Regions from separate parts of the Mus musculus genome. Here region 1 is linked to region 2. A link is a loop called in an ENCODE intact Hi-C map of the cell type or tissue named here. Cell type or tissue: left cerebral cortex. All regions are shown on one strand.

Region 1 (4,000 bases), 230 kb after region 2:
GAAGAAACGGGACCCAAATGGGAGGCTTGGGAAAAGCAAGCCACTGGCAGTCACTTCATACTGCTAAGTGAGGGGCCTGCTGGCTCTGGGGTCTGAAGGGACAGCAGGAAGGGAGCTAATGACAGAGAAATGCAGGGACCTGAGGAAGGAAAACCCTGTCCCCTGTCCCCTGCCCCAAACCCATCACAGCACTAATACCAGAAGCACACCCTGGCCATCCACTCCGGGGCAGTCTTGACCCCATTCCCTGTCTCAAGGGGTACCAGGAAGACAGGAATCCCTGCTTCTCTCTCTTTTCATCCCAGCTGCTAGTCCTGCCCCAGGATCCCACAGCCCAGGACAGGCCACCTGGTGACTGTTCCCAGAAGGTGCCCAGATTCTGAGCAGACATGTCCCAGAAGCCTTTGGCGACAGTGGCGGCAGCCGGTTCTTTAAAAAGGCCTCACGTCATGCCTCAGTCAGCTGTGGGGGCCCAGGCACTGGGGTGTTTACGGCTACCACTGTTCTCCCAAAAGCTCCTCTGTGCCGCCCCTCTGATGAGCCAATGGATGTGTCTCTGTCTCTTCCCTCCTCTGTCTTCTGCAGGTCTCACCCCAGCCCCTGCAGACACAGTGCTTGCTTCTTCTGGAAGCTGGGGTCAGTCAGGGTAACAGTGGGATGACTTTGCAGCTCAATGCTACTATTTGGTTAGAACTCCAACCATGACAAGTTACCAGGCCACACTTTTGAAGATGACCTCAGCAATTACAGGTCAGGACCTGGCCACACTGATCCAGACACACATCCAGACACACGCACACGTACACAAGGACAAACATCAGAGTATCTTCCTCACTTACCTCTGGACAATATTTCCTTTCTTTTTGAGACAGGGTTTCTCCCTGAACCTTGTCATTTCATTGTCACATGCTGCCACACTCAGTTTTTTATGAGTCTACTGGGGTGGGAACGCTGGTCCTCACCTTTTCATAGCAAGCCCTTTACCCATTGAACCATCTCCTTAGCTACTGTCCTCCCATTAGACTCCCTGACCCTCTTGCTTGCCTGTCTCTTCCAGCCCAGAGGAAAACAGTCCACTATTCCCCGGATTAACAGCTTTGAGCTTTAAAAAAAAAGTTGTCAATATCCTAAGAACTAATTAGGTGGCCTTCAGGTACTCCAAAGAAGTAAGAAATGACACCTGGTGTCAGAAGAGGAAGAAACAACACTGAAAGCAAACAAGGGGGTGGCGGGGGGGGGGGGGTGGATAAAAACCAGAGATAAAAAGTCAAGAGCAAACAGCGGCGCCTGAGAAACACGAACTGCAGCCGCCAAGTTTTACGGCATCCAGCCCTGTTATTCATAAGCGAGTTTCCTCTCTCACAAAGAACCTTTTGCACGGTTTTCGCTGTTGCCTCCAAACCAGCTGCTCGCGCTGTTGTATCCTGAGTGATGATGAGGTTCTGAAAGGGCTTTCTGGGAACAGATGGCCAGGGGAGAGCTGGGGAATGTGCCAGCGGAGGGCTGGGCGAGCTGCCAAGGCCTGCGGTGACTGAGTTCTTGGGCTTCCAGCTCGCGTGCTTTCCCTGCCCTCTGCCCTCCGTGGCGCCAGCAGGCCTTCCCAGCGAGCGCTCGGAACATCTGGAGTCTGGGGTTGCCAGGAGGGGGGGCGGGCGGCCTGGGGGGGGGGACCCGCTGTTCCTGCGGAGCTCCCATAGACTTGCAGGCAGGCAGGCCTCTCCCAGCAGCTAATCAAAACCACAGCACCGAATGGGAACCAGGCGGCGCTCCCAGCTGCAGCCGGAGGCCGCCAGGCGACTTAACCCGGTGTCAGGCCTCACTGGCGGCGCAGCCCTGGGGGTACTCGAAGCTGATGACACCCCCTCCCCCGCCCCGAATCCAGGCCCACCCCACTCCTTGCCACCACCAGCGGGCTATTGGCTCCCTGCAGCTAAATGGAACCTCCACGTGCTGCAGATGCCTATTTACATAAGGGTTCCAAGTGGGTATAGCACAGGACATAGCCATAGCGTGCTGGCTGGGGGGTGGGGGTGGGGGGGCACTCCTGGGCAATCTTCAGGGGAAAAGAGGTTGTGGGTTTTCAACCAAAGAAAGGGAAACCTAGTTCCTAGCCCTAAGGCACATGGCTTTCTCTTGGCCTCAGTTTCCCTTCTGTGCAATGGGGGCCAGGGGGCACTGCTTCCGACTCCAGGAGTATTACTGACAAGGAGTAGAGATGGTAGATACAGTGCTTGGTGCACAGTATACCTCACCATATGGATGGTGTCTGTTGATGGCGGTCTGTTTATTGGCATTCTTTTGAGCCAAATGTTGCCTAGATTTCTTGATATAGATCCACGTCTTTTGAAATCGGGGATTTATGGACTGGCTGCTTGCTGGCCTCACTTTAAAGGGCAGGATCAGCGCTTCAGATTCAAGTGCTAGAGATTCGAGAATCCCTAACCTGAAAGATCCCCATCTGTCCACCCTGGGTACCTTCCCTGTCTTGAGATGTTCCTTCCCAGGACTAAATATGAACTTGTCATTTTGTGGCTGTACATTCAGAGATTCCCTTTCTGAGAAAAGGGCAACCCCTTCTGACACAGGGTTTTGTTTAATCTCCTCAGCAAGGCAGAAAGGAAGGTATGATGTTCCTGCTTTATGGGGGGAGAGTCCTGGGGACCAAAGAGGTTAAGTAACAAATCCAGGGTCACCAAGAAGAAGTACGAATGCCAGGATTTAACACCTTGTCCCGTCCCAACATCCTGTTTTGTTTACTTCACAATTAAGCATGCCAGAGAAGGCAACACCCATGAGAGGTGTAGAGCTCTCGGGGGGGGGGGGGTGTTTCACCCCAACTCTACACAGCCACCCTTCTGAACCATCCACATCCTAAGCACAGTGAGTTCTTGCAACAGAGATGGGTCTCATGTCTGAGCATGCAGGGCAGTTGCTTTTTTTTTCTCGCTCAAGGCTCTGAGTCTCTCTCTCTCTATTCACACCCAGCACTACAGGGTGAAAGGCAGAGTTCTGATCCACAGAGCTGGGGTAGCAGCACCCCAGCCTCTACCCGACCTCAGACCACCCAAGTAACATCACAGGCCACTGCAAGGAAAGCCGGCCAGAGCTCACCTGGGAGGCTTCCCAGCTAATGATCCCTCCAAGCCAGGCCTTGCCAGACTTGTGGCCTAACGGTGTCAAATGTGAGAGAAGAAACAGCAGCTGAGAGGAGGCTCCATGTTGGAACAGCTGGCGACAAACATCTATGTAATTGGAATGCCAGAAAAAATAAATTGCATCCATTTTTATGACTGGAAGGGAATTGGGTGGTACTTTCCCACCCACCTCCCCCACCCCCTTTCCCCAGCATAGATGGACTCAACAGACTTTGAGAGCAAATGGCATTTAACTCAATGACTTAGCCTAGAGGATCTGGACTTGAGAGCTCGCTGGCCTGCCTGAGTTCCATGTGGGTAGTAATCAGTGCCTTACAGAGGGGGACAGCCAGGCACAGCAGTAGTGACCACTCATGTGGCAGGCTGGGGTAGATTAAGCTAGGCCAGTGCCCCCAGTGGGTCTCAGGCCCACGCGGAGCTGGGAGAGCTGGACCCAGGCTAGGAGAGCTTCTTGAGACTTTGTCACACACCTGCCACACACCTTCAGGCTCTGTGAACAGCCCACAAAGCCCATGGTCCAGAGCTCAGCCACCTAGACACAAAGCAGTCCTGGACGAGCAAAGCTCACACTAACTCTTCTCTCTTCCCCACTGACAACCCCCCCCCCCAAATCATCTGCCCTTGGTCTGTTCCCAGAATTGATATTACACGGCTCTATTACTGAGACGACGGTCTTTCAGAGGACAGAGTCTGGTGCCCCACCTGCTATCTCTTTAAAGAGCTTCCCTCTTCTCCCAGATGGCAGTAAACAGCAGAAGGATTAAAGCTTTGCCTGCTTAAGAGGTCACAGACGCCAGGGCACCCACACTCAAGAGACACCTCTCCATTTCCTTAGCCCTACAGGC
Region 2 (4,000 bases):
ACCACAAGCTTAGTTCACCCGCAGTACTGTGACTTAAAGCTAACTTCACTTGAGTGTGAGGTGATGTGGGAAGTAAGTCACTGGCCCTCAGTCCTCCAGTGAGCTCTAAATAGCTAATGTCTGCAGGGACTCTAGAGATTGCTCAAAGGAAGCTGCAGTGATCTAACACACATGAGGCCTGGCAGAAGATAGGTGCCAGGAAGCTCCTGAGTCAGCACATTATGGAAGCTGCCTGTGCACCTTTCAGAGTTCCTCCCAGGAGGATAGCAACAGGACCAAAGGGAGGGGATGCTTGGCCAGCCAGTAGAAGTTTCCATCAAAACAGTGATGCTTTGACTTGGAGACATGCGCCTGTAGTTCCAGCACTTGGGAGGCTGAGGCAGGAGGACCTCAAGTTTAACAACCTCCTGGTCTCCATAATGAAATCAAGACCATCTTGACAAAGAAAGAACCCAGGGCTGGGGGTCCAGCTCTGGGAGAGTCTCTTTCCAAGGGCCTGGGCCCAGCCCCAGTACAGCAAATTAAAAAGACCCAGATGTCCAGAGACACTCATCCTTCTGGTTCTCCAGGTGCCTCTGTCCTGTGAGTGCCAGGGAGGCTGAGTGCAGGTCTGAGGTGTCACTGAAGGCTCTGCGGTGTTCTGTATGAATCAGTGGTATTTGCTGCCACTTCCCTGTACCCAAATCTCACACAAAGTGCCCACTCCCAGTTTCCTCCCATCCTGCATCCATCCCACTCCAATCTCCACTTGTGCGAACCATACAGACCCTATTCTCATGGAGCTAGCAATGCAGCATTCCAAACATCTCACCAGGCAATTCTGCCTTATTTCTAGCCAAAGGTTATGGTACCCAGAGGGCATGTGAACACACACCATATACTTATCCAGGTAGGACCAAACTGCTGGTTTCATGGGGAGGAAAGAGAATAGCTGAGTGCATGCTCAGAGGCCAGAAGAGGAAGCTGGGAAAAAATCATGACTCAGTCACTGCTTCCCCACCGCAGTTTGCGCTCCTCCACACCTCCCACTTCCTGGCTTCATCGTGAACATACAGATGCCTCATCCTGGCCCAGCCACATGTGCCTCTATATTTCTAGCAAGTTTGAGTATCTATATGAGGAAGACCTGCTGGCCCTGCCTGGTGCTGCTTTCTAGATCAGCTGTCCACTGTGCTGTTGTCACAGGAGCCTCAGCCAGTTTGGGGCTGAGGTATATATGTGAGGGTCTCAGACACCACTGGTCTCACTGGGTTACACTGAACGGCCCTTACTCAGGACTCTGTTTGTTTCACAAGGTGGATGGGTATGATGTACCTATTTGTGTGTTGGTACATGCACACTTGTGTGTGGAGGCCAGACGTCAATGCTGAGGGTCAATGCTCAGTTACTTTCCATCTAGATTCTGAGACAGTGTCTCCCTGAGCCCAGCGTTCAACATTGGTTACTTTTACATGAATGCTTGATAACTTGGGTCCATATGTTTGCTGTGACTTTAATGGCTGAGCCATCTCCCCAGCCCCTGACATTACAGTGAGTAGAGCCAGCCAATCCTCAAGGACAGCAGGCAAGACAGCTGGCGCTGAGGACAGAATCAAGTTCTCTCATCTCACAAATGTAACACTGAGGGAGTTGCTTGGCCCTTCTGTATTTTATGTATAAAATGGTAATTAGTAAGTGTTCCTAAAGTCTACTTTAGCCATATCAGCACAACTATAGGTGCTCACCTATATTACCTGTACACTGAGTGGTCCTCCACTAGGGGCATATTGTACTCCTTCCCATGCACACTTGGAACTTTTGTCAATGTCTAAAGATATTTTTGTCACAACTGTAAAGAGATGCTACTGGCATCTGGAGGGTACAAGTCCAATGCTGCTGTAATTAAAGTATAGTCTTAACAACAAAGGATCATCTGGATGCAAATGTACAAGACTGAAAACCTTACCACACAATCACCCATGGGGTGGATATTGTAGGCTTTGATTTCTCAAAACCTACTTTTAATAAGGGTTTGTAAACACTTTAACCTCCCTTCTAGGCCACCACCCACCAGAGGTAGTGGAAAGGAAAGGTTAATAGGGCAAAGGAGGATATGGACCTGCTTAGAAATAGTTCTTTGGAGCAAATCCAATCTGCAGTGTCAGGATATCAGCCTCTCAGTTCATACGAATCAGCATTGATCCACTCGAAAACACCATTCACAAATCAGAAGAAACCCGGGAGGCTCTGCCAAACTGTCCGAATTCACAGAAGCATCAAGAAGCCACCAGAACACCACTGGAAGTTTACTGGTGTGTTTCTGACATGACAAACAACTAGCAAAGAATGGTAAGGCATACTAATACCATCCAGCATCGTCCACTGTCTATTGGGTCATACTTATATCCTTCCCAAACATCGCATGTTCTCTCAAGCATCCACTCTAGCAAAACATCACATGCCCCTTTTTCTGGCTGCTTCCAGAAAAACACCACATGTCTGTTCTTAGTAAAACATCCTCCCCTGTGTCTGCTTCAGGAAAAAACATCCTCTCATAAGACTGTTTCCAGGGAAAAAAAATCACATGACACAACTGAGTCTCGAAAGAAACCAGAAATTTCACTTCAGGCTGTGCGTGCTTTTGTGAGATGAATCCCTTCCCCCATTGACCTCTCCATATATCAAATGGGTTCCCTAAAAATAGAATGCTTCTAAAGAGTGGCTCATTCCTTTTCTGGCTGGCCAGTGAGCACCAGGGCTTTGCCTGTGTCAGCCTCCCCAGTGCTGGATTTACAGGAACACACCACCACACTGAGGCTTTTTATCTGATTCCTGAGAGTCCTCCAGAGTACATGGCAAACACTTTACCAACAGAGCCGTCCCCCCAACCCCTGCTTCACTGCCTTTTGTTTTTATTGGTGTGTTTCTGTTTGTCTATTTTAATGAATTATTTGTGGGCTGGAGAAATGGCCCAGCAGTCAAGAGCATTGTCAGCTCTTCCAGAGATCTTGAATTCAATACCCAGCAATCATATGGTGGCTCACAACCATCTATTCTGGAATCTGATGCCACCTTCTGACATGCAGGTGTACATTTAGATCATAAATGGTCTTAGTAATGAGATACAGGGTCTGAAAAAAATCATTAAGAAAAATACAGGGAAATTCTAGGAGTTGGTAGATTACAAATTACAGTTGAATCATTAGGGCCTGTACTGGCTAGTTTTGTGTCAACTTGACACAGAGTTACCACAGAGAAAGGAGCTTCAGTTGAGGAAATGCCTCCATGAGATCCAGCTGTAAGACATCTTCTCAATTAGTGATCAAGAGGGAAAGGCCCCTTGTGGGTGGGACCATCTCTGGGCTGGTAGTCTTGAGTTTTATAAGAGAGCAAGCTGAGCAAGACAGGAGAGGCAAGCCAGTAACATCCCTCCATGACCTCTGCATCAGCTCCTGCTCCCTGACCTGCTTGAGTTCCAGTTCTGACTTCCTTTGGTGATGAACAGCAGCATGGAAGTGTAAGCCGAATAAACCCTTTCCTCCCCAACTTGCTTCTTGGTCATGATGTTTGTGCAGGAATAGAAACCCTGACTAAGACAGGGCCCCATGCTACTCTCTGTGCATGTTCAGCCTTACACACAGGAAATGAGGGACACCCACCCACACACACACACACACTGTTATGGGCAGGAGAAGGATTTTGATTAATTGATGATGCGCTTTGGTGCCTTCTTGAAGGCAGGACAGATGGTTCTGGTAGGCAGAATTCTGATGTTCTCTTACCTTTTACAGGAGTTTACAGTTGTGATAAAGAGGGATCATGTTGAAACAAGGATTCATGACAGACATGGAGAACACCTTGGCTCAGCGTCTGGCTTCCTGCTATTACAGAAAGATAAAAAGATGCACTGCCCTTGCCTAAATGTTGGCATGCTACTGAAAAGGCTGCATGGTATTTGAAAAAGTCAAAGGAAAGGATATTGGCTTTATGATTAGGTCGAAGAGCCTGTCTAATAGGAAAG

The links. A loop is a pair of places that touch in the nucleus more often than their neighbours do. Peaks named below come from ENCODE experiments on the same cell type or tissue, not always from the same donor. Only the 100,000 strongest peaks of a DNase experiment are listed, where the experiment ranks them.
Region 1: it touches region 2 in a loop (5-fold over the local background); 1 of 42 quality-filtered maps calls a loop at or near these places.

Annotation. Positions count from the first base shown.
Region 1 is chr6:72,215,330-72,219,329 of GRCm38, forward strand. The region is part of intron 2 of Atoh8 (atonal bHLH transcription factor 8); the gene reads right to left. Among named protein-coding and RNA genes, the nearest start is that of Gm52906, 14 kb to the right of the region's middle. RefSeq lists an enhancer at 1-3,499. In left cerebral cortex, a CTCF peak has its summit at 1,759; DNase peaks (open chromatin) are centred at 426, 1,472 and 2,243; H3K4me3 peaks cover 423 bases; H3K27ac peaks cover 760 bases.
Region 2 is chr6:71,980,577-71,984,576 of GRCm38, forward strand. No RefSeq gene overlaps it. Among named protein-coding and RNA genes, the nearest start is that of Gm26628, 19 kb to the left of the region's middle. In left cerebral cortex, a CTCF peak has its summit at 1,747; DNase peaks (open chromatin) are centred at 125, 1,043, 1,521 and 2,497; H3K27ac peaks cover 2,958 bases.